Linked DNA regions of Homo sapiens: region 1 is linked to region 2. Evidence: read pairs that join two places in POLR2A ChIA-PET (ENCODE). Cell type or tissue: MCF 10A. All regions are shown on one strand. Each heading gives the region's core, and the rest is flanking DNA. Links, peaks and the distances in the headings are about the cores only.

The links. Peaks named below come from ENCODE experiments on the same cell type or tissue, not always from the same donor. Only the 100,000 strongest peaks of a DNase experiment are listed, where the experiment ranks them.
Region 1: POLR2A ChIA-PET joins it to region 2 with 5 read pairs; 3 of 35 experiments call an interaction of 5 or more read pairs at or near these places.

The regions. Positions count from the first base shown.
Region 1 is chr11:130,440,679-130,446,055 of GRCh38, forward strand. No RefSeq gene overlaps it. Among named protein-coding and RNA genes, the nearest start is that of ADAMTS15, 5.3 kb to the right of the region's middle. In MCF 10A, for the core only: no CTCF peak of the experiment used is centred there; no DNase peak of the experiment used is centred there.
Region 2 is chr11:130,785,219-130,790,595 of GRCh38, forward strand. LOC105369576 (a long non-coding RNA gene) reads right to left here and starts at 254. Exons shown (of 4, transcript XR_948197.4): 1 at 43-254. It also overlaps the pseudogene PPP1R10P1. In MCF 10A, for the core only: no CTCF peak of the experiment used is centred there; a DNase peak (open chromatin) is centred at 2,253.

The DNA of each region.
Region 1 (5,377 bases), core at 229-5,228, 340 kb before region 2:
TTACTCTTTCTGTAAGTAGGGGATTCAAAACTCCAGGAAGCATTTAACTAGCACCCCAAAATAAAGCAACCTCAAATAGGGCCGGGACTGGGCCCTGGCTTGCTGACCTGCAATTCTGGCAGTGAGTTAGACTGATCCTTGCTCTTGACCTCTCAGTCATACAAGGGCTGGTATGTTAGGCTCAGGTCCTGGCATGGTCTTTTTGATTTTCAAGTGTTTTCACAACTTACTCCCAGTGAGAGAAGAAACTTTTCCTCCTCTTTGGGCATGGGCAGGTCTTTCTAAGCCTCTGGGAGTTAAAGAATGAACTTCTGAGAGGCTGCAAATCTCCCAAAATTGTGGGCAGAATTTTGCGTGTGCATGTGCCTGGGTGTTTGTCAGGGAGGAGGTTTCACAGTGTTTGTGGCATTCTCCAAGGATCCGGATGGTTAAGGATTGCTGCATTAGAGCCCACGTGATCTATGTTAATATCCAGTGAGCTGAGTTCCTTTAGTGTCTGTATTAGTCTGTTCTCTCATTGCTGTAAAGAAATACCTGAGACTGGGTAATTTATAAAGAAAAAGAGGTTTAATTGGCTCACGGTCCCACAGAATATACAGGAAGTATGATGCTGGCATCTGCTCTGCTTCTGGGGAGGCCTCAGAAAACTTACACTCATGGTGGAATGTGAAAGGGAAGCACATACATCATGTGGCCAGAGCAGGAGCAAGGGACAGAGAAGCGGGAGGTGCCAGGCACTTTCAAACAGGCAGCTCTCACAGGAACTCACTCACTGTCACAAGATCAGCCCAAGTGGGAAACCCGCCCCCGTGATTCAATCACCTCCCACCAGGCCCCACCTGCAACACTGGGAATTACCATTTGACATGAGATTTGGGTGGGGACAGAGATCCAAACCCTATCCATGCCATAGTGCACAGGCAGCAAAGTAAAAATGAACGCAGTGGGAAAAATACTCCATGGGTGTTTTCCGTGGCTTCTTGTTGAAGCTCCAAAGACAGTGGGCCAAGTCACTTTAGGGCCATTAAGCTAATTGTTGACCCAGAGTAGGCTCAGCTTAAAGGCAACTCATTGGATTCTCATGAATTCTATTTCAACTAGCTTGTGAGCATGTGTTCAAGGAGTGTGAGAAGGAGTATGTGTAGGGGAGGAAGACGGGGGAGAGCTGAGTGTGGCTGGAAGTGTATGATACTGGGGTACACCCATGGTATGAGTCAGAATGGGAAAATGAAAAATGGAAATAGGATGGTCTTACCAGAAGAAAGGCAGCTGAGGTCAGAGGAGTCCCCAGGGCTGGAATTTAACAGGAGAGGAGTGTTTCAGTTATACATCTGCTGCTCAGGGATAAGGTGATCTTTGTTGAGTCACTTAAACTCTGAGTCTTAGTTCTTCTTACTCAAAAAGGAGATGTTAATAACTCCTGTCCCATCGCTCCCCTCCCTGAGTATTTTTGTAAGGATGGAATGATAATATATATCAACTTATTTACAAGTCATATGGTATTTTGTATATGTCAAGTATTTTTATTAGGAGGGAGGATGAGCTAATGGAAGAAACCATGCTACCTGGGAGAGCAATCAATTTTGTGTTGGGACCTCATCTGGGTTGCAGGAGCCCGGAGGTGGTCCTTTGCTAGAGATGGGGTGGAGGCCTGAGGCTCAAGGTCAAGCTCAATCTTGAAGCTACTCTTTGTTGACGGTGGGAAAAGGGGCATACTGGGAAGAGTAGAGGAGATAGAAGCTTTTTGGCAGGAAAAACTAATTGCTTTCTAAATCCCTAGATAGGAGTTGAGGATTTAGCATCCATCTCATCTCTATTTTAGGCATTCTCCTTCAACCAGCCTAAAAGCTAAAGGTGCAGCTATACGCAGAATAGCCAAGAGCTCCAAAGTAATTTGTCCTGGGGCGTGTGTGTAAATCTATAAAATAAATGATTGAATCAGGGAGCCCTAGATTTCAGGGGGGTAGCTGTTATTTAAGACTGTCTAAGGGGGATTCAGGGTGAAAGGAGGCAGCCTGGAACTATTGTTTGTTGAGTTTGTCCAAGCCACATCAAGACCCTTTGCTCTAATTTCCTAGCATCCAAGAGAACAAATACAGGAGTTAGCACCAGAGAGACTTCTACTTAAACGCTTAGCCCCAGAGTCAAAAACAGAGTGGGTGGCTGAGAGGGAAAAAACAGAGTTAAATATTTCCTCTGAGTAATGAAGAATGAACTCAGGCCAGGGCTGTAATTCATGGGGCCTTAGATGAATCTCCAGCTGCTTCAGCTGTCTCTGCATCTGGGAGAAGACCAGCCAAGAGCTCCAGCAGTTGTGGAAGCCAGTGGATGATGGCAGCTCAGTCATTTAACACTCGCTGGGCCTTCCCGGGGGCTTCCTGAAGCCTGTGCCTTTCTATACTTTGCCTGCTTTGCCCACCTCTGTGGCACAGATTCCAAGAGGAGCAGATTAAACGCATCTGGGATTTTTAGGGATCTTTGGTAAAGAATGATCAAGTCCTAAGCTCAAAACATGATAAATTTGTACATCTGTTTTCATGCTGCTGTGTAAAAACCGATTTAAGTCCTAACATGGTAGGCCAATGATTTAGAATAGCTAATCTGGGGAATTGGGAGACTTTCCTAAGTCATTTCCCTGCCCATTAAAATCTTGCCCAGATCATAGTGCTTGTCCCTCCACCCCGTTTTTCTCCTTAATTATTTTCTCCTGTTTTGAAGAGATCCTCCAGGATGCCCAATTTCACAGGTAGGCAGAAGTCATCCTGTGATGACTTCTGTGATGACTTCATCCCGTGATGAAGAAATCTGCCGGGCGCGATGGCTCATGCCTGTAATCCCAGCACTTTGGGAGGCCAAGGCGAGTGGATCACAAGGTTAGGAGTTCGAGACCAGCCTGGCCAAGATGGTGAAACCCCGTCTTTACTAAAAATACAAAAATTAGCTGGGCATGGTGGCGGGCACCTGTAATCCCAGCTACTTGAGAGGCTGAGGCAGAAGAATCGCTTGAACCCAGGGGGCGGAGGTTGCAGTGAGCTGAGATTGCGCCACTGCACTCTAGCCTGGGCGACAGAGCAAGACTCTGTCTCAAAAAAAAAAAAAAAAAAAAAAAAAAGAAGTGAAATCCAAACCTAATCCTTGTGGCTGCCTCCTTCTGGCCTCTGTGAGTTACCTTTTTGAGTTGATCTTCTACCTGGAACCTGCCGCATCCAGCTGGCTTGACCAGGAAGTTAACACCTCCTCTGGGGACTGTCATGGAGACTAGTATAATAGGAAAGGAAGCCCTCCTTTTGATGAGTTTCCAGACAAGTGTGGCTGCAGCCCAGTCTCGGGAAAAGGGATGAACACACAATTAGCAAAGGGCAAGCGAGTTCAAATGGACTCTGCCTATGCTGGAAATGGGATGCATATATGCCAGAGGAACTAACAAAAAAGAGCAACCAGAGCTGTGTGAGTTAAGTCAAGGGGCTTCCTATAGGAAGTGAGGGTTATATAGGCAGGCATGGATGAGGCTGAGAGGCCATTCTGTATGGGAGGAAAGGCTCACATAAATACGCATGCTGAAAGAACACTTTCTGAGCAGGAGCACTCAAGCTAATGAATTTAGCTAGGGCCAGGCTTTCAGATGAAGAGTAAAGAGAAACGATTTCATGAGATGAGTAGAGAAACTGGCTGGGTAGCCTTAGGCAAGTAACTTCCTTTCTCTGGACCTCAGCTGCCACACCTATGGGATGAAGGTAGTGGGCTAGGTGACTAGGGTACTAGGCTAGGTGACTGGGGTATTGGGTTAGGTGACTAGGGTACTGGGCTAGGTAACTAGGGTGCCAGGCTAAGGTTTTTGTCAGAGAGATGTAGAAATACATAATTATGAGAGAAGTATGTCAGGCACTCGCTCTATGAGAGAGCCACATTTTCATTGTGGAGATGAAGTATCTTGTCCAATATTTTACAGACTGTAAGGGACCAAGCTGGATTAGAATTGGGTTGATTCATTTGCTCAGTATCTTTGGAGCGCCCCTGTGAGCCCAGCACTGTGTCAGGCTCTGGGAGATATAACAGTGAACGAGATGGGGAAGGTCCTGCTCTCATTTTAACGGAGGGAAGTCAGTCAAGAAAAAAAAAAAAGATCTAAGTGAGCAAAATAGGTTTAGATAGAGAGATAGAGGTAAATGCTAGTGGACAAGACAAAACATGCAATCATGATTGTGACTTGGGACTTCTCAGATTGGGCGGTCTGGGAAGGCCCCTCTGAGGGGGCTGTACTTGGGCTGAGACCTGGAGGCTGTGAAGAGGCCAGCCTAGTTGGCGAAGGACAGAAAGGCCAAGCTGGGGGTCTTAGATCTGACAGATGGCTTAGACCCCCAGTCGTCCTCTGGGGGAAGAGCTGCTTTTTAAAAAATTTTCATTTTCATACATTGACAGGGAGTTGCTTTTTATTTTCCAGGGATGTTAAGATCATGGAGGGCAGGAGAAGCGAGAACTCCATGGCGGTTGTGGAGTCCCGTTATGGAAGTGGGACGTGGGAGCCAATGTGAAAGCTCCCGAGCAGAACTGGGAGAGGACACGCCCCAGAAAACTTCAGAAGGTGATGACAGCAATCAGCTTGGAGGGCCTAGCAGAGACTGATAGCACTAGGAGGAGTAATAATAATAGCACATAAGAATATTAGCAGTACTATTCGATAATATTTAAGGAACTTTTAAAATATACCAAGCATTGCCAAACACTTTGGAAGTATAATATTAACTCATTTAGTCCAGGCAGTGGGTAGAATTTGTATCCCCATTTTAATAATGAGAAAAGTGAGGCTTAGAGAGGTACAGTAATTTACCCAAGATTGCACAGCTAAGATCTGGTGGAGGCATGCACACAGGGCCCTCTGACCATGGGCTCTAAATCACTGTACTATGTTCCCTTCCATAGGCCTCAATCAGTCATGTAATATTTGACCTGGTCGTTATCTTAGGTATTATCTAGACCACAGATTTTGGATGCAGTTCTCTGGCTGAAGACCTCTGAGCTAGGATAACCCCTTCTCTTTTGACAGACGAGTCAGAGAATCAGATCAGTGATAGAAGTGGAGTGCCAATCCTGAGTATCACCTCTACTCAAGTGCTCAACATATCCCTAGATCCTCAATTCCCTGGCAAAAGTGATTGGATGGAACCACAGGCTTCCAAGAGGGGACAGTCAAGCATTAAATACGAGAATGCACATATAACTCTTGGTGCAATGTTTAGCACATACTAAGCCTGCAATACATGCTAATCCCTTTGAGCAAATCCACATGGCCAGTTTCTGTGCTCAGGGGTGAGAATAGCTGGGCTGTGATTGGGGCAGGGGGAGCACTAAGTGGGAGGGACTTCCTGTCTCAGGTCCC
Region 2 (5,377 bases), core at 176-5,175:
TTTCTGACTGTCTCTGGGCTTTAGGCTAGCCCCTCCCTTTACCTCTCTCCTGGAGATTTCCATGGTTCCAGTTCTACCTTTGCTGTTGATTCTTTCTTCTCTGCCTGTTTTACTGCTGTGCAGTTTTATTTGGCAGAAGCATGTACATCAGCTGAAGTTAACACTGGTTCTACCCTTCTCTACAGTTCCTAGTCTTCATCCATCTCTTAACATGGCATTTGGGTCTGGCCTTTGTGACAGCCGCTTCTTTCTCTAGGGTTGCTTGTCTTACATCACTGCCTTTCAAACCTTGAGTTTCCATTAGGACCACCCATTGGGTTCTTGTTTCCTGTGACCTAATTTGTTGTGAGCTAATCTGCCGGGAGCTGATTTGCTTAACAGAAATGATTGATACCTCCTTTGTCCAATAACTGTTCAAGCCTCTCCTGCTTCTGTTTTTAGCACTCCCCCTTCCTCAAATTCCCTTTGTTGACTCATTCCTCTAGAGGCTTTAAGGATCTTCCAGAATTCTGACATCAGTTTAGCAGAATCAAACACATTATGCATATACTATATTTTCCACATATAGTAGATGGAAAAAGACACCATTTGCAAGTAAAGAATCACATTTCTTGCGGCTAGGAAGCACTTGGTTAGACAAGAGAGGTGATTTATTTACTTCTTCTATGGTTGCTGAGGCAATGGATAGGAAATGTCTCTGCCTCAGGCAATCCCAATGAATTTTTGCTTCCAGTTGTAACCAGTTTGCTGACAGAGCAATAGGCCAGGCTCCCAATATTGTTCAGGCCATGGCATATGTAGAAAGTCATAATTGTATTATGGCCAAAGAGATCCAGATATGTTCACTTCCGGGGCTCTGCCTTCTCCAGACCCCACACAGTTATGTTGAGAGCTGAGGGAATTACTATCTCAGCACATCCTCAACTCATCCTGCTCGGGCCCAGGGCTAGGGAAGCACTGCATGAGGTTTCCAGTAGGAGTAACTTAATTTTCTGTTTACCCCACTGCCCTTCAAACCTTCTCTATGCAATCTTCTTTCTCCATGTCTGGAAGAAGTCCTGGCAGCTCCCTTTGCTTTCCTAGGTACGTTTGGGGATGATCTTATTTTCTATTTAGCTTAAATCAAAATGCAATTCTCACCCATTTCAAAGCTTCTCCCCTTCCCAACAGTTCAATCCCAGCCTCAGAAACTTGCAGCAGGAAATAGGATGGGCTGTCTTTCTCTCCTTGCCCCTGCCCCCACCTTCCTGCTGTGACCTCCTGGTTGGAGGCCAGGTAGTGAGTGCCAAGGGCTTACTTGGCCATTGCCCTCCATATTTGGGGTTGCTGATGTCTGTGTAGCAGACATCCCAGTGCTGGCTCTTTCTCACCTGGGGCAGCAGTGCACCCCATTCAGCCTTTCTGCCAGGGTTGCCTCATTTGACCCAAGCTTTGCTATCTTCTGTGCTTACCCCTCAGCCAAAGGGAAAGCTTAGTCATGCTGCCTCACTGGTCGAAATGCAAGTGGGTCCTTCAGCCTTTTCACCCCTTGCCTTTCCATCACAGGCGGCAGGTATTTCGACTTCTGCACATGAAGGGAGGCCCCAGTCTTTGAATCCAGAAACACAGGACAAGCTCTTCAAAGGTCACTCCAGGCCCCTGATAGCCCTGGGGCTGTGTGTTCCCTGTGCTCAAAGCCCTTCAGCTGACTGAAGCCAATCTCATACATGTATCAGGATCAAGAGAAGAAACTGGGATTATATGAAGTCAGGTCGCTCACGAGGTTCAGTACTTTTTTGTCTATTTAATTTTTAAGAATTAAAACCAAGCTCTTATTTAAACTAGCAGCAATACTTATTGGCAGCTGCAATTAATATTCACAGGAGCCTATTATTGAAGACACGGTTCCGTTGCTTCTGACATCACTGCCCAAGTCTGTTTGGAATCTGGAGCAGCTCTCCTGGAGATGTTTCAGCCATCCTGGAGTTCAGAGACTCTCCTCACACAAAACTTTTCCCAGAGTCCAGGCTCGGCCTTTTACTACGATTTGTGCCCTGGATTCTGCAGCCTGTCTTATAACACATCATCAGAGTCCCTCAAGATTCTCAAATGATTACATTTCAAATGAGAGAATTTTAATGCCTTCCAGGAAAATGTAGATGTTTTTCTTAGACATACTCAGCAAATCCCATGCAATATATTGAATGACCTGCATGAAAATGTTTGGGCGGACATTTCCTCAGAGGGCAGGCTGCCACATTCCTTTCCCATGAGCACAGCTTTCTAGGTGGCACAGAGAGGTAATGCCCAGCCTTCTGTCTCCTGAGGCCGGGTTTTCTCCCATTGACACCCATAGCTGCTGCGAGCATGCAGCATGAGCACCCAAGATCATTGAGGCAGAACTGGTGCCAGCGGCCAGGGCATTGGAGGAATTACACTTTTACCTTCTCCCTGGATCTCCTGCACTGTGACTGTTTTGAAAATGTTACAGAGCCGGCTGCCCACTATATACAGAGGTGGAAAAACACAAAGGAAGAAAATAAAAACAACAAAAACCTTTAAAATCACAAACAAACAAAAAATCCAATCACCGCCCATTACCCAGATCTGGGGGCAAATTCCTTCACCAGATTTTGTACTGTGAGTGATGTTAGAGCAGAATGTTCTACTAGAGGCTATTAAAAGCATTGAGAATATCATAGAAATGGAATCATACAGTATATATCCTTTGAAGACCAGCTTCTTTCACTCAGCATGTCTTTGAGGTTCATTTGAATTGTTGTGTGTATCAATATAGCTTGTTCCTTCTTATATCTGGGTAATATTTCATGGTATCATGCTACAGTTTGCTCTTTCATTTACATGTTGAAGGACATTAGGGTTAATTGCAGTTTTTGGCAATTCTGAATACAGCTGCTATAAACATTATGTATGAGTATTTGTGTTCACACATTTTTTTGTGTGTGGTGAAGTATTTCTCAACCTTAGCACCACTGATATTTTGGGCAGGATGATTATTTGTTGGCAGGGGTGTGGGATTTGTCCTGTGCATTGTGGAATGTTTAGCACCAACATTAGATGCTTCCCCATTTGTGACAAAGAAAAATATTTCCAGACATAGCCCTGGGAGACAAAATTACTTCCAGCTGCAATTCTCTGCTCTCAGGTAGGTACCCAGGAGTGGAATTGCTGCTGAGTCACCTGATAAGTGTATGTTTGATTTTATAAGAAATAGCCAAACTATTTTCCAGAGTGTCTGAACCATTTTGCATTCCCATCAGCATTGTTGCTGCACATTCTCGTCAGCACTTGGTATTCTCATTTTTTTTCTTAGCAATTCTAATAGTTGTGTAGTGATTTCTCATTGTGCTTTTAATTGCATTTCCCTAATGGCTAATGACATTGAACTTCCTTTTGAATGCTTATTTGCCAGCTTTATATCCTCTGGAAAAACGTCTATTCAAATACTTTGCCATTTTCAATTAGATTGTTGATTTTCTTATTGTTGAAGCTTTTTACATATTCTGGATACGAGCCTTTCTTGCATAAGTGATTTGCAAATATTTTGTCCCAGTGTATAACTTGTCTTTTTAGTTTCTTAAGATTGTTTTATGCAGAGCAAAGTTTGTGTGTGTGTGTGTGTGTGTGTGTGTGTGTGCACCCCCATCCATGTGTGTGTGTTTTCCAAGGTAACCAGTTTTAGGTTCGCATGCATAAACGGTAATTTTGGACAGGAGACTGAGGTGCAGGATGAATCTCCTCAAAAAGAGTCTCCCCTTCAGCAGTCCAGGGATGCAGAATGTGTCCGGTCTCTCTCCTCCCCAGATAGAAGGAAAATATGCACATCAGTGCACACCAATGGTCAGAAAACCCCCAGGAACCCATGCAGGTGGGAAGTGAGGGGGATAGCTCCTTATCAGTTGGGGAAAGAGAAAAATGGACCTCACAGAAGTCATGATAGGGCAGAAGTAGCAAGATTGCAGTTTTCCATGAATATGAGGGCAGGGCAGGCCGGTGGACCCTAGGGCAAGAGGGACTTTGACACTCAGGTGGTAAAAGACGTAATTGTTCTCATAGTGGCATTGCCCTTTATCATCAAATGTCAGCAAACAGAGCAGGTTGATCTGTCTCCTTCATGGCTGTAGCTTCCATCTTGACCTCAGTGGCCCAGGGCCATCATGGCCAGAGTGCTCACGAGAGGGCAGACCTTGATGGTCATGGCCTCAGTGACCAGGGACATCATGAGGCTTGGGGTCACAGCATCCCCCATGTCCAGGACCTTCATGAAAAATCTTCACTGCCCCCACTTATGCCACCACCAGTACTTTCATGAAAGAGATGCTTATTGGTGATGATGCCCACCAACTCTAACAATGATCCCACCAGAATTTCTTCATCCATTTAGGGGTCCTACTCCAGAGAGACTTCCTCTGGCCCCTCAGAGTGGAGGAGGTGGGAAAGGTTCATTTTCTTTTTGGCCACCACAGGCTTTATGGTATGATCCAGGAATTGGTTCTTGACTCTCCCCTCAATATTAGGCCACCCTGCATGGGGTCACCTGGGCTATCCCAGAAGGGGTCATCTTTCACTGGAGGGATTGGGGGACCCAGAAGATGTGGATCAACTGCCCATCAGGGTCTCCAGAGCCTCCATAGAAACCAGGTATAGGTCGCCAGTGCCAGGGGGAAAATGTCTTTGGACCTCCCAGGGCCTCCTGGTAGGAAACGACGGACTATTCAACCAGGACCTCAGAGGTTAGGTGGCAAGAGCAATCAGTCATCTTATCTGAATAGTCTGGTTGTTTTAGAAGTTATTTTGAGGGCTGACTGTTTGGGCTACCCATGATGAAAGTAAGGCTCTCCTGGACATTGATGCCTTCTTCTTCAGATCTCAATAAACCCTTCCAGGTACCTATGCTTCCCAGAAGATTGGCCAAAACAGGAGGCAACTTAGAACTGTCTGCCCCATCAGGCCACCTGATCCCTCAGGCTCCAGGATCTTAACATATGGGTCTTATTCGTGGAACGCTCCTCATCTAGGAGGTTGAGCTCATAGGGTATGGGTTCATAGGGGTCAGGATCAGTTCATGAGGACTCACCTTGTCCAGGAAGAGCTTCTGAAAAATTCCTTCCTCCCACCTCAGGTTACATGTTTCACTCCTGGCTGTTGCTTCCTGAAGTGACAAGAGGTGACGAGAGCAGACCCAGGGACTAGGGGCACATTCAGGGCACCTTTACCTTTATGTTGTCATGACTCAGACACTGGCCCATTTCAAATGCAGGTTGGTCTGACAGTGTCTCTCAGACCCCTAGCCAAACTCCTTGATCTTATTCACATTTCTTTGTTTGGATCCATCTACTTCAAAATATAAATATTCTCTCAGTTTGTTCCTGCCATG